Linked DNA regions of Homo sapiens: regions 2, 3, 4, 5 and 6 are each linked to region 1. The links are chromatin loops, found by intact Hi-C in ENCODE. Cell type or tissue: heart left ventricle. All regions are shown on one strand.

Region 1 (4,000 bases):
GCTGTAGATGCCTGCAGGGAAACAGCACCAGGTAATGAGCCTAAGCACCTGCAACCAACCCAGCCCAAGGCGCAAGTCTGGCCACGTTTCTCTCTCATCATTGCCATAGAAGTCAATACAGAGAGGAAAGAAATGAAGGAGCTAATCCTCGAAGCCCAGGCTGAGTCACTGGACCCACAGGGTGGGTGGAAGTAGGAACTGCCAGGAGGAAGTCCTGTCGGCAACTGCCCCGGCTGAGAAAAAGCACAGACTCCACGCTCCACACCCCGGACACCTGCCCTGGGGCTTCAAGGCACAGAGGTGGACCCTCAGGAGCAGTGCCAGGGAGACAAGGGTCAAATCTTCCCCATGTTCATGTGAAAATCTCTTTACTCCCTTTTCATCATTCAAGACAGACAGACACTAAGAGCCAAGGATGTGAACAGTGCTTGGTAAAAAGGAAGAAAATACAGTCAAAACCACAGCATAGCAGAGCTGCCAGGTGGCATATGACAGCAACGAACGCCATTACATTCCAGAAACAAACACATACAGGGAATGAACAGTGAAAGCTTCTAGGAAAGTTCTTAAACAGCTTGAATATTAACAATGAGATAACAATAAGGCCAATTGCCAACTTGTGTTGAAGCACAGCTATAAGATAACCGTCGTTGGCCACACCCCAGCCATCCTGAACACATCCATCCACAGCACAAACGTATGCCTGGGGCCTGAGCAACAACGCTGAGCAAGGGGACTCCCAAGGCCACTTACAGTGAGCACTTCTGTCGAGCCGCATGAGGAGATAAAAAAAAAAAAAAGCACAAAGTGAAAACACTGCAGAATTTAAGCCAACAACATTAAACAGAATATCAATATCATAAAAACATCAATATGAGCAAAGTCAAGATTTTTACAGGTTTTGATTAGCAAATACTAATGGGTAGATGAAAATAGCTAAGTATTTCATAATCATAACACATTTGACTTTTAAAATCCAGGGAAGACAAAACTGTAACAAAAACGTAAATAGTATGAAAAATCACAGTGTATTGCCCCACTCCTCTGACCTGCCTTCTGTTTCCTCCGATTGATTGAAAACACAAGGAAAAAATCATTCAGAGGCTGGTTTGCAAGTTTGGACAACTTTGATTTTTATCTTACAAAAATTTTGTCTTACTAAGACTTGCTGGGGGCCAAACTTAGACTGCAGTGTTCCCAGCACAGCTGATACATGATGGGGCAGGGGAGGCGAGGAGCCCCCCCTGTGTCCATGCCTGAAGCTGGCTACCCAACCCGGCCCTCTGGGGACACCCAGCAGGGTCAACTATTTCAAGTTTCTAAGGATACAAATAAACGTGTCCTTAGAACAACATAATACATATGTGTCCTTGAAACAATGTAATATATGTAACATATAAAACCATCACCAGATGGCAGTATCATAAAAAGCTACCGCTAGGCGGCAGTGTCACGCAAGAATCCACCACCGATGTCATATAAGAATCTACCACCAGATGGCAGTGTCACTCAGGAATTTATTGGCGGTGTCATATAAGAATCCGCCACCAGATGGCAGTGCCATACAAGAATTCATCACCAATGTCATATACGAATCCGCCACAAGATGGCAGTGTAATACAAGAAATAATCACGAATGACATATGGCTCCACCACGAGATGGCAGTGTCTACACACGTAAGCAAATACTTCCCAGTCCAAGAAGTTTCAACCATTATAGCATCTGCCACGGAAAGCAAAGGAAAAAATAAAGAAACCAGGATGTGAAATTAAGTCAGCGCTTCTCCCTCCCACTCTGTCTCTCCTCTGACCCAAAGTGGCCCTTGGGCCTTGTGCAGATTTTATGCCTAACTAGACTGACATTCTGGAATCTCAATCCCTTAAGGAGAAGGTGGTGGGAGAGAGGAGGGAGACTAAGAAAGAAGTCCTAATTGGATATTTCTTTTCTGACTGAACGGAATAAACATGGAGCAATCAACCTGTGGTTATAAAGAGGAACAAAGCTAATGAAGGATACCTGCATATATGGACTTCAGAAACAATGTATCTGGGGATACCAAAGTGTGTTTGCAAACACAGGGGCAGACACCAAAATAGAGATGCCAAAAAGCCCTGGGGCAGTCTCAGAACATGATGGCCTCTGGTTACGCACGTAAGTGCCAACAGACTACTATTTTATAGAGTGATCAACCTATCTATTGATCTACCAATCCATCTATCTCTTGGGTAACAGAATGGTGGCAAATGGAAGGGGTCACAAAGATCACTGCATTCAAGGGTGGAAAAGGTGAGACTCAGTCCAGGTATGTGTTCAAGGTCACACAGCTAGAAGTGGACAGGGCAGGGAACAAAAGCCTGGTCTCCCAGCTGCTAGTTTGAAGCTGTTTCCACTACACCACACTGGTTCTGCTCTCTAGTTTTATTTCTACCCCTTGCCGCATAAATACTCCATAGTACGTGACTAGGGTTTCTCAGCCTCAGCCCTCTTGACATTTGGGGCTGGACCATTCTCGAGGGGGAGGGGGTGCTGCCCTGTGCATGCCAGGAGCATCTCCCATCCCCTAGTTGTGACAACCAAAAATGTTTCCAGACATTGCCAAGTGTTCCCCAGGGGCAGGACGCAAAAACACCCCTGGCTGAGATCCACTATGCTGCACAAATTATCTAGTGTTTGCCTAAATGGAACATTTAAAACATTTTTGCCGTGCAAATAAAAGTCAATTAAATGGGCTGAACTTCAGGAACGGGAGACCTTGTTCTTGATCCTCTTTAAAACCAAAGGAAGATAAAGTTGCCATGGGTGGCTGAGAAAAGCACATGGGGTCAATATTCCCTTCAATAGCAGTTTGGTCTTCCAAGCAGGCTACAAGCTGAAAGACCCCAGCTCCGAGGAGGAGCTGAACCAACACCAACTGAATGGATGAGGCTCCACGGAGCTCCGTGTTTTTCCATTTGAAGAATCACCAGAGAAACCAAATCAGTAGAAATGACCGATACTTACAGGCATGTCTTTTGAAATTACACAATTATTTTCACTTCCACATTTGATAGACCTATGTTCTTGGAAACTATGAAAACTATAAAAGATAAAGAGATGTCAAAGCAACAAAAGAAGTCAAGATTTCCACTAGCTACAACCAGACACCTGTTGGCATAATGGTCTCAGGCGGGCACACACTGACGGTTCCATCTCGGCACGCACGCTGCAAAGGTCATGAAGGCCCTAATCCATCTCCAGCAGCCTCTGAATGTGGAAGCCTGTGTAGTTCTTACCCTAGTTTTCAACAATTAAGTATTTTTTGAAAACAAGCCAAATACCTAGGAAAGACAACTTTGTCAATTTCAATGATCTTTCCCCAACACAGATCAGAAAGAGCAGGTGTGTGCTCTTCCCGATCACATCAATATTCCTAAACGTAAAGCTCACCATGGACCTGGAAAGCCAGCCATCCTCACTCTGGACCCCACAGTTTCCGCCCTGCAGGTAACCCTCGCCCCGCAGGAGGCCACATCCGCACTTACTTCCACCCACGGGAGCGCTGGCTGGTGGGGGTCCTCGCTCGTGCGGCCCTTCCCCATCCCCGGGGACCCCGTGTGGCTGAAGGGCCGCCATGCCTGGTAAGTCTTCGTCCCCCATAGCCGAGGCGTGTGCCCGCAGTCTGTCTAGGGCGCCCAGGCCTGGCCCCTCACAGCTGTCCGCCAGCTGCGCCAGCGGCGAGTCCCGTGAGGCAGGGAGGAAGGGCGTGTCCAGGGGCGAGCTTGGGGGCGACAGCGAGGACAGCGAGGAGCGGGAGGACAGCGATGCCAGGGACTGGGGCGTGTCCAGGGACCGCCTCTGCTTGTGGAAGCCCGAGGGGCCTGGGGGCTCTGAAAAGGGAGCATCTCGCCCCAGAGAGTCGAAGGGAATGAGGTCGAAGCGTAGAAGCTGGCTGCCCTCAGCGTCGGGCTTCTCGTACTGCGGGAGGCCGTAGATGTCCGTGAAGCTGACCGAGCTCAGGGA
Region 2 (4,000 bases), 1.4 Mb after region 1:
GTTACCTTTAACTTTATAAAGAGATAGTATATCTTACCATGTGTAGTCTGTTGGCATTTTTTTCACATACTGTTAAGGTTTTTGTTTAACATATGCATTTCTGTAGTTAATTTTAACAGCTGTACAATATTTCAGTATGTGAATGTGCAAGAGTTTATGCAGCTGTTGTCCTATCGATGGACACTTTATTGGTTTCAGGATTTTGATAACGTGAGCTGTGCTGCTGTAAAGTTGCTTGGTCAAGACTTTGATAATATATATGCGGTAGCTTCAGTTGGGTTGCACCAGGAGTGAAAATGAGGGATCGTCATCTATGCGGGTGGTTGGTTTTTTGGTGGTGATGTCCGACTCTTTTCCAGAGTCATTGCATTAATCGATACTCGCACCAGCAAAGTATCAAAGATGCTTTGAAGCCAGGTGCAGCGGTTCATGCCTGTAGTCCCAGCTACTCAGAAGGCTGAGACAGGAAGATCGCTTGAATCCAGGAGTTTGAGACCAGCACGGGCAATAGTAATACCCCATCTCTAATATCTTAAAAATAAAAGATGCTGTAGAGCCATACACTTTCAAAGAAGTTAGCATGGTCAGACTTCTAAATTGCAGCTGAATTAGCATGGTCAGACTTTTATTAAATTGTTGCCAAAGTAAAAAATAACAGAGAGTGTGGGCTTATTTTATATTTTTTCCAATCACCAATGATGCTAAACATGTCTTTTAGAAACACGTTTCTTCCTCTGTCCATGCCTGTTTATAAGATTTTCTCTTTTTTTTTTTTGTTCTGTTTGTGCTCTTTTCTTTTCATGTGTAGGAATTAATTCCATATTCTTTATTCCAACACTTTGTCTGGTGTGTATTGTGAAGGCATTTTCTACCACATTGTAATTAGTCTCTTTTCTTTCTTTAAGATGTCTTTGGTAAACAATATGCCTTAATTTTAACATGACCAAGTGGATTGAAATTTTCTCTCTCTCTGTTTTTTGTTTGTTTGTTTGTTTTGTTTTGTTTTGTTTTTTTGATGGAGTCTTGCTCTGTCACCAGGCTGGAGTGCAGTGGCATGATCTCGGCTCACTACAACCTCCACCTCCCTGGTTCAAGCAATTCCCCTGCCTCAGCTTCCTGGATAGCTGGGATTACAGGCACACGCCACCATGCCCGGCTAATTTTTTTTTTTTTTTTTTTTTTTTTTTTTTTTTTGTATTTTTAGTAGAGACGGGGTTTCACCATGTTCGCCAGACTGGTCTCGAACTCCTGACCTCAGGCAATCCTCCCGCCTCGGCCTCCCAAAGTGCTGAGATTACAGATGTGAGCCACTGCGCCCGGCCTCTCTATCTTTTTTTAGTTAATGCATTTTGTGCTTTACTTAAGAAGTATCTCTCTAATACTAAATTCATCTTTGATCTGACACCTGATTTGTCTCTCAGGTAATGGTTTGAGGATTTCCTTCCTTGCTTCGCTGGTCCTCTTCAGGCTTTGCTGGAGGATAATTCATTATTGCCATCTTAAGCTTTGTCTTCGAAGGTGTCTTGTCTATGAGGGAACTTCAGGCTCCAGTGTCAACTCTGACTTTGGAAGCAAGTTCTGGGGCTTTCTCCCAGGGTAGCCCTTTGGTGCCCCCTGCTGGCAAGTGTAACCAGGACAGCCAGCATTAAATCAGCCAAACTACTAATACATTCTGGGAAGCAGAGAGAATGTGGTCTGATGAATTTTGGGTTTAGGCCTCCATAATTTCAGATAACGTTTATGCTATTCGTAAATTCTTATATCATACTTCTGAACACCTAGAGTAAAAATTACATATTGAATACAACAATTAAGAAGTTGTAAGAAAAAAAGAGGCCGCAAATTGAGGAGTGTCGAGTATTTCCAGTTCCAGGCAAATAATTTGTTGAGCGCCTATCAGAAATAGCCATCAGCCATAAGAAGTGGAGATGGACATGGACATGTAAACAAAGACTTGATAAGGCGTGGCGAACATAATAAAAATGAACAGCATGAAGAAAATACTCAGGAGGTGTCATCTGAGAATGTTAGAAAAGGCTGCCCATAGGACAATACAGTTACCTAAGGTGGGGACAATAATACATTTCTCAGTGCACCAGGGTTGGCAGGCCAAGAGGAGAGACGACCATTTCAGGGGAGAGAGCAACATCCACCACTGGCATGGGCATGGAGTGACAGCGTGAAGGCGCCAGCTGTTTAGTTCTTCCGTAGCGTGGCTGACACTGATGGGTCTGGGGAAAGATGAACTTTGAGGAGGGAAGACATTATAAAGCAACTCTTACTGCATGATAAACAACTGTCACATCAGCAGGGGGGATCCAGCCATGATTTTTAAAGAGGGCAACAATAATAGCATATCCTAATTTTAGAAAGACGTGATAAGAGCTAACACTTCCGGTGGTGTTCACCGATATTAACTCAGTGAATACTTATGACACCACAAAGTTGGTATGTTTTTCCCATTTTCCATTTGAGAACACTGAGCTACAGAGAACATATATAATATCCCCAAGTCCACACTTCTAAAAGCTTCCACAGGGTCGACTGGGGTTCATACCCAGGCAGTCTTTTGCAGGCTCTATGCTTTCAGCAGCTTTTATTTAATTGACCGTCTTGGGTACTTTTGCAATAGGCCAGGCACGCTTCCTGCACTGGGCAATGGGGGCTGGGTTCCTGAGGCAGGATTGTGCGTGTGTCTCGCCCTTGGAAACGCCCAACAGGGAGTTGGTCTTACGTAGCGTAGTGAAAGCTCAGGGCAGAGGTGGTTGAGAGAGACACATGCAAATCTTACAGCTCTGCAGAGCAACTAGGGAAAGGCCCCCAAGGAGCCACTCGTAGACACCGCCTCTTTGCATAGCTGCTTGACCCAAAGCAGAGTCTTCATCTCTGGGAAGGAAACTCAGGGTCTGTGGTGGGCCCCGGTCAAAAATAAATGACCCACACCTGGGCCAGAGCCCCTCACCCAAGTGGACACCAAGTCAGGACTGGCAAACGAGATTCTGGTTTTCACAGCATAGAGAGAAGACAGAGCCCCAGTACTGACTGGGCTCTGTAAGGTAGAGCAACAGTGTCCTCAATTCCTGCCACATGGACTTCTTTCCCATGCAAAGCCTCCTTGTCCAACTTGCCCTTCGATTCTATCACATGGAACAGATTATTTCAAGAACAGTGACGAATCCAGAAGGATGTAAAAAGAGGCTCCAGGGAAAAAAACTGAGGAAGAGACATGGGAAATCTAGGGATATGTGCTGTTTAGGAACAGGAGTTTCAAAGGAAGGGGTCTTGGGAATAAGTCAGTTCCATAAGCTCAACAAGGTAAGAGCAAAGCAGATGGGGAGATTTTTGTATCCTCAGCAAGAAGTAATTCCCTTGTCTGCTGAGTGGCTTGAAGACCACTGAGTGGGAAATCTTCTGGTCCAAAATGACAGAAAAGACCCGTGTTCTACTTTGAAAAAATGAACAACGATAATGAGGACAGGATATAACTGCTAATCTAGAATTCTGTTGTAGAAAGAGTATTCTCCAAAAATAAAAATGAAACAAAGACATGGCAATGCATCCCCTCAAAAAGAAATCTGAGGCCGGGCATGGTGGCTCACGCCTGTAATCCCAGCACTTTGGGAGGCCGAGGCGGGCAAATCACCTGAAGTCGGGAGTTCAAGACCAGCCTGGCCAACATGGAGAAACCCTTTCTCTACTAAAAAACACAAAATTAGCCGGACGTGGTGGCGCATGCCTGTAATCCCAGCTACTTGGGAGGCTGAGGCAGAAGAATCACTTGAACCCAGGAGGCGGAGGTTGCGGTGAGCCGAGATCGCACCATTGCACTCCAGCCTGGGCAAAAAGAGCGAAACTCCATCTCAAAAAAAAAAAAAAAAAAAAGGAAATCTGAGAAAATCTGTTTCCAATAGAACCATACTAATATATATATACAGTTGCATATATTTAACTTCTTCCAGCAGAAGGAATGATCCCAGATGGAAACATGGAAATATAAGAA
Region 3 (4,000 bases), 1.3 Mb after region 1:
GGTCTTCTTCTTGAGTGATTCATACACCACATCCTCATTTTAAAGATAATCCTAATTAACAAGCAATAATAACTAATCAATGATTATTGTTTTAATAAACACCTATTATGCTTAATATGTGCTAGATTAGGCAATTTCATGCTGGTTTCCTCTTTTAGTACTGAGAACCAGGTGGGTGAATAATTCCTTTTCTTAGAAAGGAAGCAATTGAATAAGATATTGAGGTTTTTTGTTTTTTTTTTTTAAGAGCCTATAAAGTTTATGCAACTTCAAAGTAACAGATCTCACTGGCTTCACAGATACAAACTTTTTCAGGTTAATTCTGAAAAGTTAACTAATTGTATTTTTGCAACCAACTATGGAATATACGTGAAAAGAAAAATTGTTTTCCTCTCTTTAACGTGTATGTACATTTTTCATGTAATTTGTATATGACTACATCTCCTTATCTATATATTAGTCTTTCATGTAAGTATATTAGGCTCAGGTAAAGCTACACAGTTTGTTGTTTAAAGAAAGAAAACCTTTAAATTAAGCCATAATTTGCTGATATTATATGCTAGCTTGGCAATTTCGGTAATTTTTTCCCTCATTTTTCTTTTCATTGTTTGTCAATATTTATATGGATTACCTACCTATGTGTTGCTGCCTTAGTAAATAAGAAAAAAAATAATAATTATAAACTGTTTTTAAGTGAACTATATGGGAAAAATGAGTCACATATCTCAAGTGTAAAGAGAAATTTCTGATGTAAATATCTGTGCCTATTGTCATACTGATTTTAAAGTCTGCCTGCCCGATATTGGTCACTATAGAAACACCGTTTTTTGTCTACTTGTATATAGATATATATATGTCTCTGTATGTGTGCGTGCGTGTGTGTGTGTGTGTGTGTGTGTGTGTGTGTGTGTATGTGTGTGTGTATGCCCTAGAACATGGAAATACTGCCATCTGGTGTTGTATATCTTATACATTATTCAACTGCCCTTAAGAAAATTTGAAATAAATCTTCAGATTTCTAGCCCTTGGGTTTTGTTAAGTAGGGAAAGCTCTTAGTCTCAGATAAATGACCTCTTTTCTTTCTCAAAGGAAGAGGATTATGAACTGTATATGTTAAATTCACTTAATGAATATTTAAATTAAGAATCCAACAAAGCAGTTATAGGATCATTTCTCTTCGTACAAAAGGATCCTTCTTTGAGTCTGACAATGCAAAAATCTTTTTGCTTTGATATCATTGCATGAAAATGTTATTCAGTTAACCCAATAATTTTGTAATTATTATTTAAAAGCTTTTAATATCATGATGACTATTTGGATTTGTAAAGTTGATGTTCAAAATGCTTTTAGGCTACAAGAGACAGAAAGGGGCTTATGACCTTCAAAAGGGAAGGGATTTATCACCCACTTGTCTGCAGGCCCCTATGGCTAAAGGGGGAACCTTAATTAACTTCCTGAGAGCTCGATTTTAGGGAATTGGATCAGCTCTGTACAACAGTGGTATTCAAACATTTTTACCTGAATACTCTCTAAAAGAATCTTGCCAACCTGTGCATCTCCCGGCACATTTTAGTTACATCTACAATTTGACATCATAATTTTAACTAGATGGAAAGAATGAAATTTCTGGCATATTCCAAATGTAAATATTTAAAGACAGAGCTGCAACATCACGCTTTTAAACTTTTCCGATGTAAGCTAATTATCATAACAGTTTGACACCTGTTATAGTTAATTAAAATCCCTAAAAATGCTCTTCTTTAACAGGGGAGAATTTTCAATCATTTGTTTTTTTCCTTGGGGTTTAATTTCTATTCTGCTCTCCTCAGACAATTTTATCTTAAAGTTATATTATTTGATATTTGAAAATCTTTTATTGATAACTTATTTTACTTACCTAAAACAAAACTGCATCAAATTGTAAATATTTACTTTTCAAAAATTCTTGCAACCACAAGACTCTAAGAGTTTAAAAACTTTCCTGTAGCTTGTGTTATTAATACATTTATTATTATCACATAGTTAATCAAAACAACATAAGATACAGCATTTAAAATATAAGTATATATGATTAAAACATAAACATTGATCATTTTTCAATAAAATTCATTGACATGAATCTCTTAATGGGATCAGTGGAGGTTTCCTCCATTTTTCTGTTATTATTTATTTACATATTCATATATAATGGTCTCTCACCTTTGGCACTATTGACATTGGGGGCTGGATAATTCCTGGAGGGGAGGGAGGACTGTCCTGTGTATTCATTGTAGGATGTTTTGCTGCATTCCTGGCTTCTACCACTAGATGTCAGTAGTATATTCCTAGTTGTGGTGACCAAAAGTACCTCCACACTGCCAAATCTTCCCTGAACAATCCCCCTCCTCATGAGAACCACTATTGACCATTCCTTCAATTTGGAGAACACAAAGATTTGGAAACACTGAATTTCAAAGGGATTTATTACTCATTACTATGAGTATTAATTTTACATGTTAATCTTTCCTATAGAGGGATTTTTTTATTCCAATAAACACAGGGTTGAGAACAATTGTAATATTGTTGAATTATAATAAGCCTTTCCCAAGGTGATATTTTTTAAAATAAAAATCTACTTTATGCATGTTTTTGTCAAAATCTTAGATCTATGTGCAAGGCTTTCCAATATATGGGAAATTTCAAATTAGTCCTCTTTTCAGTTAGCAAATCAGTCCTCTTTTCGAAGTACTCAGGCCAGGCATGGCTCACGCCTTTAATCTTTGTACTTTGGGAGGCCAAGGGGAGAGGAATCCTTGCTGCCAGGAGTTCGAGATCAGCCTGAGCAACACAGTGAGATTCTGTCTCCACACACACAAAAAATTTTAAATTAAGAAGTGAGCCAGACTTGGTGGTGCTGTAGTCCCAGCTTCTCAGGAGGCTGAGGTGGGAGAATTGACTGAGCCTGGGAGGTCAAGGCTGCAGTGAGCTATGATAGCACCACTGCACTCCAACCTGGATGATAGAGTGACAAAACAAAAACAAAAACAAAACAAAGTACTTAACCATATCAGACCTCCTTTTGTCAAAACAGTCAGGCTAAATAGTTCAATTCAAATAAATGAGCTACTATGCCTTTCATAAAACATGATAAGACCTACTGAGAAATAGATTACAATAGACATTTTTATAAGACTGATTAACAAAAGCAATCAACAGCTAATTAAATGAGCCTATCCACTTTTTATTATAGACTACATAAACAAGAATAAATCTGTATGTTGTTCCGCATTTTAAAATTTGCAGTATTGTAGTGTGATGTAAAAAACTACAAGTTCTTATTAAGCAGGGAATATGATAAATGGCATAATATTCTTTTGGTAAATATGGGTGTTGGTGTTAGGCTTTTGGGAATAATTAATTAAGGACCATCTATAATAATTCAGACTTAAATCTACTAATTCTGTTAGGCATTATGATCTTACTTTTCCTGTTTGTTGCATAAAAAAAATAAAGAATACAAAACTAAAAGTTAATCAGCCCAGTAGCCCATATAATTTTATGTGCTATTAATGGGAGAATATTAAACATTTTATAAGATGAAATAACATGGGATCGACTATAATTTAAGTATATATAGTATTATGTGTTTTGGTAAATTAGGTTTCCATTGGTATTGAACAACACATGAAATCTAAAAGAAATCATGTAGAATATTTTTATTCTGCATGTTTTAATCCAAAGTAACATGAAGATCTGGTAGATCCATACATCATCAGTTGCATTTGATCAAATCAGGATTATTAACCCATACTAGTTCAGGCCTTGAAGGTGCTTTGTTTTTATTATTATATGGCTAAAGGTATTCTTCTTCCCAATAAATGACACCATTGGACTGTATGTTGAGACCTGAAAAGAATTATTTACATTGCAATCCTTAAGGAAAATGACTTTTCTAGTTCAACATTTCTTCATATAGCTCTTTTTGCTTTATTACTGGACTCTGGTGAGATGATTGAGGATG
Region 4 (4,000 bases), 230 kb after region 1:
GCCTCAAGCAACTCTCCTGCCTCAGCCTCCGAAAGCACTGAGATTACAGGCATGCGCCACCATGCTCGGCCTTAAATCTGCTTCTGAAAATATCCAGGAAGTATCTTCCTCCCCATGTACACAAAGCTTCAGTTTGCAGAACTGTTTCAAATAAAATGAATCATCCCCATGCACCGATTCCTTAAATCCAAGTATGAAGAGAAATTAGCCCTTTAGCTTGGTCAGTTACATCGGGGAGACAGCAGCTTGCTGGTAACATTAACCTAAACCAGCAGTTAGCCAAAAAACCCAAAATACATCTCAACCTTCCACTGGCCTCAGGCTAAAATAAGAATTAATTCAGTGTTGCAAATGAATAAGGCAGTGACCACAGAAGCCTTCTAGCAGCTGAGAAGGCTAAACAATCCCGTTCCTGGACCAAAATCATTCTGTTGAAATCGGAACATTATGTTTTAAAACAAAATTGTAATAATAATATCATTTCAGATTTACTTTTACCTTAGAAGTTTATTCTATAATGATGATACTCAGCTTATATCTAATACAGACTTTAACAGCTGGCCATTTAGTCAAAACGTATACTGTTCCATGGGTGGAAGAATGGACAAACAAAATGTGGTCTATTCCATACAATGGAATATTACTTGTCAATGAAAAGGAAATTTTGACATATGCTACAACATGGAAGAACCTTGGGGATGGTATGCTACGTGACATTAGACAGTTACAAAAGGACAAATGCTGTATGATTCAACTTATATGAGGTACCTGATTTGTCAAAATCATGAATGCAGAAAGTAGAATGGTGGTTGCCAGGGGGTGGGGGAGGGGAGACTGAGAAGTTGCTGTTTAATGCATATAGAGCCTCTGTTTTGCAAGATGAAACAAGTTTCTGGAGATTGGTTGTATGATGTGAATACACTTAATGCTACTGAACATTACAATGGTTAGGATGGTAAATTTTATGTGTATTTTACCATAATTATCAACAACAACAAAAACCCAAAGTGTATATTGTGCATCTCCCATAGCTATGGGACATCCCTGTGGATGTGTCCATCGGCGGGGACAAAAAGATACAGGGTTGAGGTCAAAATGCAGGCCAGGGAAAGAGGAAGATAGGACAGTCCGAACAGGGGCGTCACAGCCAGAGAGGCTGATGGCATGGAAGAGGGCTCCCCATGGACGGGAATGCATGTGCAGAAGGCATCTTGGGTGGGAGTTGTCGGAGGCAGGCAGGGAACCTGCCTGGAAGTGAGACTTCCATGCCTTCAGAAAATGCATCTCACCTGGTTTATTCCTGCACAAGCACACACTCTTTCCAAACTGTCTGAAGAGAATGAGCAATGCTGTATGAGGCAATGAAAAAATGAAAACAAACCCAGAAGCTGCTTTTTAAAAAGATAATATACAGATATATGTGTTCTTACATATGACACGGTCAGCAGTTCTTATACGAATTGTGGCTTTTTTTTTTTTTTTTTTGACAGGCTCTCCCTCTGCCACCCAGGCTGGAGTACAGTGACGCAATCATGGCTCACTGCAGCCTCGACCTCCTGGGCTCAAGTGATCCTCCCGCCTCAGCCTCTTGAGTAGCTGGGACCACAGACACACACCACCACGCCAAGCTAACTTTTTGTATAATGAGAGATGGGGTATCGTTATGTTGCCCAGGCTGGTCTCACACTCCTGGGCTCAAGAAATCTGCCTGCCTCGGTCTTTCAAAGTGCTGGGATTACAGGCGTGAGCCCCTGTACCTGGCCTAGGGATAATTTTTTAAATAAGCAAATGAAGACACACAGTGAAAAGAGTTGCACTCTTTCTGCTTTAACTGAAGATATCTTGGTTACTGTGGACAGTGAAAATTTACTAATATATATGCTTTTTTTCTCAAGTCTTCTGAATTTCCTGGTGCATAATGAATGTATTTGGGGATCAAGCCGGGGTCAGAGTGGTTTCTGTTTGTTGGCACCTCTGAAATGGCTGGATTGGTGTTGATAAGGAGATGGTGGGGAGGACCTTCAGCCCCTACATGCTGGTCGCTCAATCACAGACCCGTGGAGTTGGGGACAGAGTGCTCTGGCGCCACCTAGAGCCCGCCTACACTCCCGGTCCCTCTGGCTGAGTTTCAAGGGCTCCCAGAAGGACTTGAGTAGACTGAAGGCTGTGGTGTTTCCTCCTGCACAAGCCACGCACTCTTTAAACACTTTAAACCACCTTGTCCCTAGAACCGTGGGTCTCATGTGCAGGACAGACATGTTTCTGTGTATTCCCTTTCATCCTGCAGACTTGACGAGTGCCTTTCTTTCCCCAGTCTGCCTGGTTTTGTGATCATTCTCCCAAGCCATTATCATTTAAAAATTTTATTTATTTAATTCAAAAATTTTTTAAAGAGATGAAGTCTCATCATGTCACCCAGGCTGGTCTTGAACTCCTGGGCTCAAGCAATCCTCCCACCTCGGCCTCCCAAAGTGCTGGGATTACAGGCATGAGCCACCACACCCAGCCCAGGCCATTATCATTCTTCCAAAACATAATGTTTAGCCAATGCATACTATTCCTTTCATATAACAAAACACCATGGTATCGACAATATCGAGTTTTCTGGTACTCCAGATGGAATGATTCATTCTAATGGTGGGTTCCCCTGAAATCCCTTCCCCATGGATTGTATACCAAACTTCATTGAAACTTACTTCAATTTTTTAGAGTAATTTTATATGCTAGGTAGTGTTTGGGTTTTTTTTTTTTTTTTTTTAAAGGACAGGGTTTAGAACACAAATATAAAAAAATGCTAGGATGTCATTGAACATTAAGAACAACAGCTGTATGTTTGAGCCCAGGAGTTCAAGGCTGCAGCGAGCTATTATTGCACCACTGTTCTTCTGCCTGGGTGACAGAGCAAGACTCCATCTCTAAAAAAAAAGAAAGAACAGATTAGATATCAAATATCCTGTTTTATTTTTAAAAGGAATTATTACAAGAACTGCTTCAATGAAATCTTTATTATTCACAAAGAGCAGAATTCCTTCCCTTCCCTCAAACTAAAAAAAAAAAAAAAAAAAAAGAAAAGAAAAAAAAAATCACGAGTGTTGGGTTATTTTCCTAACCTTTTAGAAGAAAGCAAAGAAGCACCTCCTCCCAAGACAAATAGTTTGTGTTTCGTGCCCCCAGCTAACTAAGTGCACAGTAAGAGCACTGGCTGGAGGCCAAGGCAGGGTCTGGGAGGGGAGGCGCCTTGGCCTGCTGGGAGCCTACGGTCTGAAACACAGGCCCACCTGGTCCCCCTGCCTGGAAACTGCGATGGGGGGCGGGGGGTGTTGGTGGTATTACATACGTGGGGGGCTTTTGGCCTACACTGGGAGCTGAGGAACGTTTTGTGGGAAAACAGATAAATAATAGTTTCTAAGGGCTTCTTGGAGATAAGGAAGAGCAGGTTTTGAAAGAAGAGTCTGCAGTTGGAAAGGCCTTGCAGATACCGGTCCAGGATGGGAAGCCCTGGAAACAGTCTGGGGGCCTCAGGGACTGTGACAAGCTTCCTGATGTCAGACCCCAGGGTCTGGGGAGAAGGGAATTTACCTGGCAATTGCTCACACTCTTCTAATCCTTTAAACAAAAACCACCTCTCTGCAAACATCAAATGAACCCCAGCTCTGACTCTGCTTCCTTCCTTTTCCTGCCAATCCTCCGGAAGGCTTCTTCCTCTCCCAGTCTGCCTGCACCTCCTGCCAGATCAGTCTCCCTGCATGCAACACAGCCCTGGCCAGGTCTTGCCCTCACTCTAGAACCATCAGCTGCTCCCAGTTTCCACAAAAGGAAGTCCATGCTCCTAGGTTCTCTGTGGTCTAGTCCAGGGGTTCTCAGAGCATGCTCCCTGGGCCGGCAGCGTCTGTAGCATCTAGGGTCTTGGCAGATAAAGCAAATTCTCATTTCCCCAAGACCAAGGAAGTCTGGGCTGCAGTGGGACAGGAGTGTCTGCACCACCTGAGCAGCTGTGTGT
Region 5 (4,000 bases), 120 kb after region 1:
CAGACACTGCGAAAGGGCTGAGATTGTCCCCTCTTGCCAGGGAACGAGGTAGCCTGTGCTGGTTCCATGCACACATCTGACCAAAGATCGCAGGGCTCGGTTCAGAGACACAGACTGTGTGTTCTTCACAGCAGAAAGCAGTAGCTCTGCAAGCTCCTGGGTTGGTCCCCACCATCCCGATTCCCATGGGCCACGCAGAGGGCCAGGTGCTCGCCTGCAGCTGTGCAGGTTGCGCCGCAGGAGGGGAGCCCTGAATTGGGAGCTGGAGCTTTCCTTGAGGTGACTTCATGACCTGCCGTCCTCCCCTCCATAGACATGACCTGGAATGTCACTCGCTGCCCAGGGGCTGAGGGAAAAGCTCTCTTGGGCTGTAACGCTGGAAGGTAAGCCCTTATCTCCTGGGAGGGGACAGAGAAGGCTTTAGGATGTGGGAATGCCTCTGCAGAGGGAGACGATCTCTATCTTTACTAGATGCTATCTGTAGCTCCCAAGACTGGTGGCTCTCCAATCAGCACTGACCAGAGCTTCTCAGGGCCCTTTGCTCCCAGCAACCAGACTCTGTGGGAATGCTGAGACATCTAGGGAGAATGGTCACCCAACACTTTTGTTTGCCATTTCAGGCCTGGGGTGCTGAGATGTCGCCCACTGTTGCCAGCCATTCGTACTGAAACAGCCCTCGTTGGTTGCCCCCAACCTGCTCCTGCTTTTAGAAATATAGTCGTCCATCTCTCTGTATCCACAGGGTGGTGGGAGATGGGTTCCTGGATGCCCCACAGATCCCCAAATCCAAGGATGCTCAAGTCCATGATATGAAATGGTGTAATATTTGCATATAAGCTAGGCACATCCCCTGTACACTTTAAATCATCTCTAGATTATGTATACTATTTAATACAATGTAGATGCTATGTAAATAGTTGTTGTACTGTATCGTTTGGGGAATAATGACAAGAAAAGGTCCGTGTATGTTCAGCACAGATGCAACCGTCTGAGGTCTAACTACACAGTACACATCAGCCACAGTGGAACATTGTGGACCGCAGGAGGGTGAGGCAGGAGGCAGGGGGATTGCTTGAGGCCAGGAGTTCAAGACCAGCTTGGGCAACATGGTGAGACCTCATCAACAGCACCACCACCACCGCCACCACCACAACAACAACAAACCAATGAAACATTTTTTGGAACTTTTGTTTGAATTTTTTCAATCCCTGGTTGATTGAATCTGGGGATATGGAATCGGTGGATAGGGAGGGCCCCACACAGCCCCTTTGTTAAACTCACCTTAAATTACTCAGTTTGCACGTGCCACGTGCTTGCTGTAGAGATCCTCTCCGGATTAAGAATATATTTTTAAAAACTACAAATCAATGGGAAAAAGACAAACCTAACGGGATGAGAAGCAAAGGCTCTGGGTAGGAAATTCACAAAGACAAAACCTTGCTAGCCAATAAGCATAAAAAGATGCTTGACCTCAGAGAGGCCAAAGCCGAGTCTCATACCCCACAGTAGTGGCGAGAATGTGAGGAAATGGGATCTCATTCGCTACTGGCAGAACTGAAATCCGAGGCATTATGGAATGCGATTTGGCAGTATCCTGGAAACTGCAGAGGCTCAGCCATTCCTCCGCTAGGAGTGCCAAACGCCGCACGTCTCCATTCAATCCTGCTCTCCGCGCGCCCCCTGGTGGCACTAGTCCGCACCTGCCCCATCCCAAGCGCATTGATTCCCAATGATTGGAAACAACCAAGTGTTTGTCAATAGGAGAATGTGTTAGTAAAGTATATTATATTTATAAATTATATAGTAGGACAGCAAAAATCAGCTAGGTCTAAGTCAACATAGGTAAATCTCTAAATCATAATGTTAAGTGAATAAAGGATATGCTCTTGTGAGTATGTGTGAAACTTTAAAACTCAGAACAATACTGTATTGTTTAGGAAACATTCTTTTGTAGTTAAAGTCTGTGATCAGGGATAGGGAGGATAAACACAACCTTCAGATTAGAGGTTACATGTGGGATGGAAGGATAGGAATCAACTGGATAGAGGAACCATTCAACTCTACCTGTAAACTATTGTTTCTTAAAAATGTCTGAAGCAAAGATGGCAACAAATTAACACATATTAAAATGGAATAGTGATTCACTGGGTGGCTGTAATATTCTCATATATATATATATATATATATACATATATATATATATATATATGTAGAGAGAGAGAGATGGAGTCTCGCTCTGTCGCTAGGCTGGAGTGCAATGGCGCAATCTCGGCTCACTGCAACCTCCAACTCCCTGGTTCAAGCAATTCTCCTGCCTCAGCCTCCTTAGTAGCTGGGATTACAGGCACGCGCCACCACAGCCAGCTAATTTTTTTTTTTTTTAGTAGAGACAGGGTTTCACCATGTTGGCCAGGATGGTCTCGATCTCCTGACCTTGTGATCCGCCCACCTCGGCCTCCCAAAGTGTTGGGATTACAGGCGTGAGCCACCACGCCCAGCCGACAACACTTTTTTAAAAAAATTTGTCCCCCTCCATACAATTGGTTTTTAAATTTTTTTTATTTTTGTGGGTATATAGGCACCTAGCCTCTTCTCTGTATATTTTATATATGGGAAATCTTTTATAATTTAAGGACAGTTAAAACAGCCTAAATGACTAATTTAAATCAGTGCAACAAGTCACAGTGCATCAACAGGATGGAATACAGTGCACCTTTTAGAAATCACCATATCAAAGAATTTAGGGATACTGGGAAAACGCTCAAGATACATTCAATGTGAAAGGATAGATTAGAAAACAATTGTTAAGTGAAATAAGCCAGGTACAGAAAGACAGACTTTGAATGTTCTCACTTATTTGTGGGAGATAAAAATCAAAACAATTGAACTCATGGTCACAGAGAGTAGAAGGATGGTTACCAGAGCCTGGCAAGGGTAGTGGGTGGGGAGTGGGATGGTTAACGGGTACAAAACTATAATTATTAATAGAATGAATAAGATCCAGTATTCGATAGCACAACAGGGTGACTACAGTCAACAATAATGTATTGTAGGTTAAAAATAACTAAAAGAGGCCGAGCGCGGTGGCTCACACCTGTAATCCCAGCACTTTGGGAGGCCGAGGAGGGTGGATCATGAGGTCAGGAGTTTGAGACCAGCCTGGCCAATATGGTGAAACCCCATCTCTACTAAAAATATAAAAATTAGCTGGTTGTGGTGGTGTGCGCCTGTAGTCCCAGCTGCTCGGGAGACTGAGGCAGGAGAATCGCTTGAACCGGGGAGGTGGAGCTTGCAGTGAGCCGAGATCTGTCTGCCACTGCACTCCAGCCTGGGTGGCAGAGTGAGACTCCGTCTCAAAAAACAAAAACAAAAACAAACAAACAAAAAAACACAAAAGGAATATAATTAGATTGCTTGTAACATAAAGAAATGATAAATGCTTGAGGGGATGGATTCCCCCATTACCACAATGTGATTATCATGCATTGCATGCCTGTATCAAAATATCTCTTGTACCCCATAAATATATACACCTACTATATACCCACAAAAATAAAAAATATTTAAAAACCAATTGTATGGAGGGGGACACATTTTTTAAAAAACAGTGTTGTTGGCCAGGCGTGGTGGCTCATGCCTGTAATCCCAGCACTTTGGGAGGCCGAGGCAGGCGGATCACAAGGTCAGGAGATCGAGACTATCCTGGCTAACACGGTGAAACCCTGTCTCTACTAAAAAAATACAAAAAATTAGCCGGGCGTGTTGGCGGGTGCCTGTAGTCCCAGCTACTCGGGAGGCTGAGGCAGGAGAATGGCGTGAACCCAGGAGGCGGAGCTTGCAGTGAGCCGAGATCGCGCCACTGCACTCCAGCCTGGGCGACAGAGTGAGACTCTGCCTCAAAAAAAAAAAAAAAAGTGTTGTTTTTCTCTTTCCCGACATAAAGATAAACATAAAGATAAATAGATAAATGTCAGATCCTTAACCTTGGCTATACCTGAGT
Region 6 (4,000 bases), 130 kb after region 1:
GATTCTCCTGACTCAGCCTCCCGAGTAGCTGGGATTACAGGTGCCTGCCACCATGCCCGCCTAATTTTTGAATTTTTAGTAGAGACGGGGTTTCACCATGTTGGCCAGGCTGGTCTCGAACTTCTGGCCTAAGGTGATCTGCCCACCTCGGCCTCCCAAAGTGTTGGGATTACAGGCATGAGCCACCGTGCCCGGCCACAAACTTTTTTTTTTTTAAATTTTAAAAAGCAAACAATTGTATGGGGTGGCACATTTTGCTTTAAAAACATGTCATTTCCTGTTTCCAGCACACATCTGTGAACATGAAGATAATTTCAGAGTGTTAATCTTGGTTATACCTGAGTAGTGCCACAACAGGTGATTTAGAGTTTTATCCTATTCTGTATACCAACTTTGCAATAAATATATAGTAATTCTTTCATAAAAATTAACAATATAATGAATAATTTGCTTGTGCAAGTAACATGTCAAAATAAACAACTGAGCAATGAACAGCAATAGTGTTCAATTTCAGGACAAATACTGTACTCGGAAGGGCTTATGCTGCCACCTTGCAGAAGAATGCTTTATGAATGTAGAGTAATTTATAAAATCCAGATGTGTTCATTATTTATAACTTTTATTAAAAATTCATACATGCTCAGTATAGAACAAAGAATCCATAAAAGTACAAAGAAAGAAAAAATTACCCATAATTTCACTTTACCATTGACTCAAGATTCTGAGTTCCTAGGTAGGAGAGATACACAAATCAGGGTATAATAGTTCTCTCAGTATAAAGTCAGCTTTTCTGCTATTTAGGTGCTAATCTTGGACATGGTTCTTATACTTGATTCTTGCTTTGTTTACCTAAAATCAAGTTTCTTCATTTATACAAATATCTAGTAGTTTGACCCTTTGACCCTGTTCAGATATTCAGATATCTTGGTTGCTTTAATTTCTTTTCTTTTTTTTTTTTTTTTTTTTTTGAGACAGAGTTTTGCTCTCGTTGCCCAGGCTAGAGTGCAATGGCTCCATCTCAGGCTCACCGCAACCTCCACCTCCTGGGTTCAAGCAATTCTTCTGCCTCAGCCTCCCAAGTAGCTGGGATTACAGGCACCCATCACCACATCCGGCTAATTTTGTAATTTTAGTAGAAATGGGGTTTCTCCATGTTGCTCAGGCTGGTCTCGAACTCCCGGCCTCAGGTGATCCACTTGCCTCGGCCTCCCAAAGTGCTGGGATTACAGGCGAGAGCCACCACGCCTGGCCAGTTCTTTTCTTTTCTATTAAAAATAAATGTTGCCATGAACATCTCACACACACACACACACATACACACACACACACACACACACCCACAGACATACCTTGGATATATTGCAGGTTCAGTTCCAGACCACCAAAATAATGCAAATATCTCTATAACCTGAGTCGCATATTTTTTTTGGTTTTCCAATGCATATAAACATTATGTTTACTCTATATTGTAGTCTTCAGTGTGCAATAGTATTATGCCTTAAAAAAATGTAGTATCCTAAATTAAAATTACTATATTGCAGGCCGGGCGAGGTGGCTCATGCCTGTGATCCCGCCACTTTGGGAGGCCTAGGCGGGAGGATTGCTTGAGCTCAGGAATTCAAGACCAGCCTGGACAACATGGCAATACCCCATCTCTACAAAAAATACAAAAATTAGCCAGGCGTGGTGGTGCACACCTGTAGTCCCAACTATTCTGGAGGCTGAGGTGGGAGGATCGCTTGCGCCCGGGTGGTTGAGGCTTCAGTGAGCCGTGATAGTGCCACTGCACTCCAGGAGTCTGGGCGAGAGTGAGACCTAGTCTCAAAAAACAAAAAACACTTTATTGCTAAAAAATGCTAAGGATCATGTGAGCATTTAGTGAGTTGTAATCATTTTGCTGGTGGAGGGTCTTGCCTTTATGTCGCTGGCTGCTGACTGATCAGGGTGGTGATTGCTGAAGGCTGGGTTGGCTATGGCAATTTCTTAAAATAACACAGCAAGGAAGTTTGCTGCATCAATTGGCTCTACCTTTCACAAAAGATTTCTCTGTAGCATGCGATGCTTTTTGATAGCATTTTACTCACATTAGAACTTCTTTCAAAAGTAGAGTCAATCTTTTCAAGCCCTGTTACTGGTTTATCAACTAGGTTGACATAATATTCTAATCCTTTGTGCAAGTAACATGTCAAAATAAACACCTAGTCAATTAACAGCAGTAATGTTCAATGTCAGACCAAATACTGTGTTCTGAGACAATTTTTGCTATTTTGACGTGCTTATGCTGTCACCTGGTGGAGAAATGGAAGAATCCCACTAATTTATCAACTAAGTTTATGGAATATTCTAATCTTTTGTTGTCATTTCAATAATGTTCACAACATCTTCACCAGGAGGAGATTGTGTCTTAAGAAACTACTTTCTTTGCTCATCCATAAGAAGCAACTCCTGATCCAGGGACAATGGCTCACACCTGTAATTCCAACACTTTGGGAGGCCAAGGCAGGAAGGTCTCTTAAGCAGGAGTTCGAGACCAGCATGGACAACAAAGTGAGACCCCCATCTCTGCAAAAAAAAAAATAAACTATTAGCCGGGCATGGTGGCACATGACTGTAGTCTCAGCTACTCGGGAGGCTGAGGCTATAGTGAGCCGAGATCACACCACTGCACTCCAGCCTGGGTGACAGAGTGAGACCCTGTTTAAAAAAATTAAAATAAAAGTAGTACTTGGATATTGTTTTTAAAAAGAAAGAAAAAGCTCAATCAATGCATGGAGTATGAACAAGTAAATAAAAATCACCTATAATTTCATCATAGTTAACATTTTAGCCCATTTCCACCCCATCTTTATCCAGCTCATATTTTTCAAGCTGGAATCTTCTTTTATATGCATTTTGGTTTTTGTTGTTCTTTGCTCTGTATTTTTCCCATTTTATTATGAACCTTTTTTTTTTTTGAGACAGGGTCTCACTTTTTCACTCAGGCTGGAGTGAAGTGGCGTGATCATAGCTCCTTGCAGCCGTTAACTCCGGGGCTCAATAGACCCTCCTCCCTCAGCTTCTTGAGTATTTGGGACCACAGGCATGCAACACCACATCCAACTAATTTTTGTAAAAATTTTTAGTAGAAACAAGGTCTCCTTATGTTGCCCAGGCTGGTCTTGAACTCCTGGGCTCCATCGATCCTCCCGCCTCAGCCTCCCAAAGTGTTGGGATTACAGGCGTGAGCCACTGTGTCCAGCCAAAAACTTTCCCATATTAAACAAGGTTGAAAAAATTTTAGCGAACAACTCAAATACCACCCAGATTCTCTCATTAACATTCTACTGTATTTTCCTTTTTCTTTTTATTCATTTTTCTGCTCTGATAAGAGGCAGATTACTATAGTCTTTTTCATGTACCTATTCATTTGTTCATCCCTCTATCCATCCATCAATCCATCTTATTCTTTCATACATTTCATAGTAAATTGCAGACATCAGTACACATCCCCCTAAGTTTTCAGCAAGTATGCCACTAACTAGAGATTGATATGTGTTTACACTGGTTTTCTTTGGATATAAACTTTACACTTAATAAACTGTAACAATCTTAATACATGCAGGTTTTGCTCATTTTTTGCATTTGCCGATTTTCATAAACATTTTGCTTAGCATCACATTAAGCCAACAAATTAATCTCAGAAGGTGGAACAACTTTGCAAAATTTAATTTCCCCATCTGGGACTGGGGACATGTCTCCATGGCTTCTTTTGGCTCTTACTAAGGTTGAGCAGTTTGCAACATACAGGGTCTTGCACATTTCATATTAAGCTTATTGCTAGATATTTGGGAGTTTATTGCTTTTTTGTGTGAAAGTACTCTGTTTCAATTCTAATTTCAAACTGGCTCATTGTGTAGGAACACGAAAAGATTGTTGATGTTTGTGTATTTAGTATCCAGCTATATAATTGAACTTTCTGTTGTAGTGTAATAACTTTTCTTGGACTTTTTTTAGGTATAGG

The links. A loop is a pair of places that touch in the nucleus more often than their neighbours do. Peaks named below come from ENCODE experiments on the same cell type or tissue, not always from the same donor. Only the 100,000 strongest peaks of a DNase experiment are listed, where the experiment ranks them.
Region 2: it touches region 1 in a loop (6-fold over the local background); 20 of 110 quality-filtered maps call a loop at or near these places.
Region 3: it touches region 1 in a loop (8-fold over the local background); 14 of 110 quality-filtered maps call a loop at or near these places.
Region 4: a loop joins it to region 1, with 4 times the contacts of the local background. A loop is called at or near these places in 64 of 110 quality-filtered maps.
Region 5: a loop joins it to region 1, with 13 times the contacts of the local background. A loop is called at or near these places in 105 of 110 quality-filtered maps.
Region 6: a loop joins it to region 1, with 13 times the contacts of the local background. A loop is called at or near these places in 105 of 110 quality-filtered maps.

What each region holds. Positions count from the first base shown.
Region 1 is chrX:10,117,212-10,121,211 of GRCh38, reverse strand. WWC3 (WWC family member 3) reads right to left here. Exons shown (of 24, transcript NM_015691.5): 12 at 3,523-4,000. Among named protein-coding and RNA genes, the nearest start is that of CLCN4, 38 kb to the left of the region's middle. RefSeq lists an enhancer at 1,489-1,783. In heart left ventricle, CTCF peaks have their summits at 1,292 and 1,520 (motif pointing right); no DNase peak of the experiment used is centred here; H3K27ac peaks cover 506 bases.
Region 2 is chrX:8,740,941-8,744,940 of GRCh38, reverse strand. No RefSeq gene overlaps it. Among named protein-coding and RNA genes, the nearest start is that of ANOS1, 11 kb to the right of the region's middle. In heart left ventricle, a CTCF peak has its summit at 1,616 (motif pointing left); a DNase peak (open chromatin) is centred at 1,620.
Region 3 is chrX:8,813,938-8,817,937 of GRCh38, reverse strand. No RefSeq gene overlaps it. Among named protein-coding and RNA genes, the nearest start is that of FAM9A, 15 kb to the right of the region's middle. In heart left ventricle, a CTCF peak has its summit at 2,303 (motif pointing right); no DNase peak of the experiment used is centred here.
Region 4 is chrX:9,883,436-9,887,435 of GRCh38, reverse strand. The region is part of intron 2 of SHROOM2 (shroom family member 2); the gene reads right to left. Among named protein-coding and RNA genes, the nearest start is that of CLDN34, 82 kb to the left of the region's middle. In heart left ventricle, a CTCF peak has its summit at 2,082 (motif pointing left); a DNase peak (open chromatin) is centred at 2,075.
Region 5 is chrX:9,993,617-9,997,616 of GRCh38, reverse strand. No RefSeq gene overlaps it. Among named protein-coding and RNA genes, the nearest start is that of WWC3, 20 kb to the left of the region's middle. RefSeq lists an enhancer at 1-101. In heart left ventricle, a CTCF peak has its summit at 1,678 (motif pointing left); a DNase peak (open chromatin) is centred at 1,656.
Region 6 is chrX:9,987,249-9,991,248 of GRCh38, reverse strand. No RefSeq gene overlaps it. Among named protein-coding and RNA genes, the nearest start is that of CLDN34, 22 kb to the right of the region's middle. In heart left ventricle, a CTCF peak has its summit at 2,305 (motif pointing left); no DNase peak of the experiment used is centred here.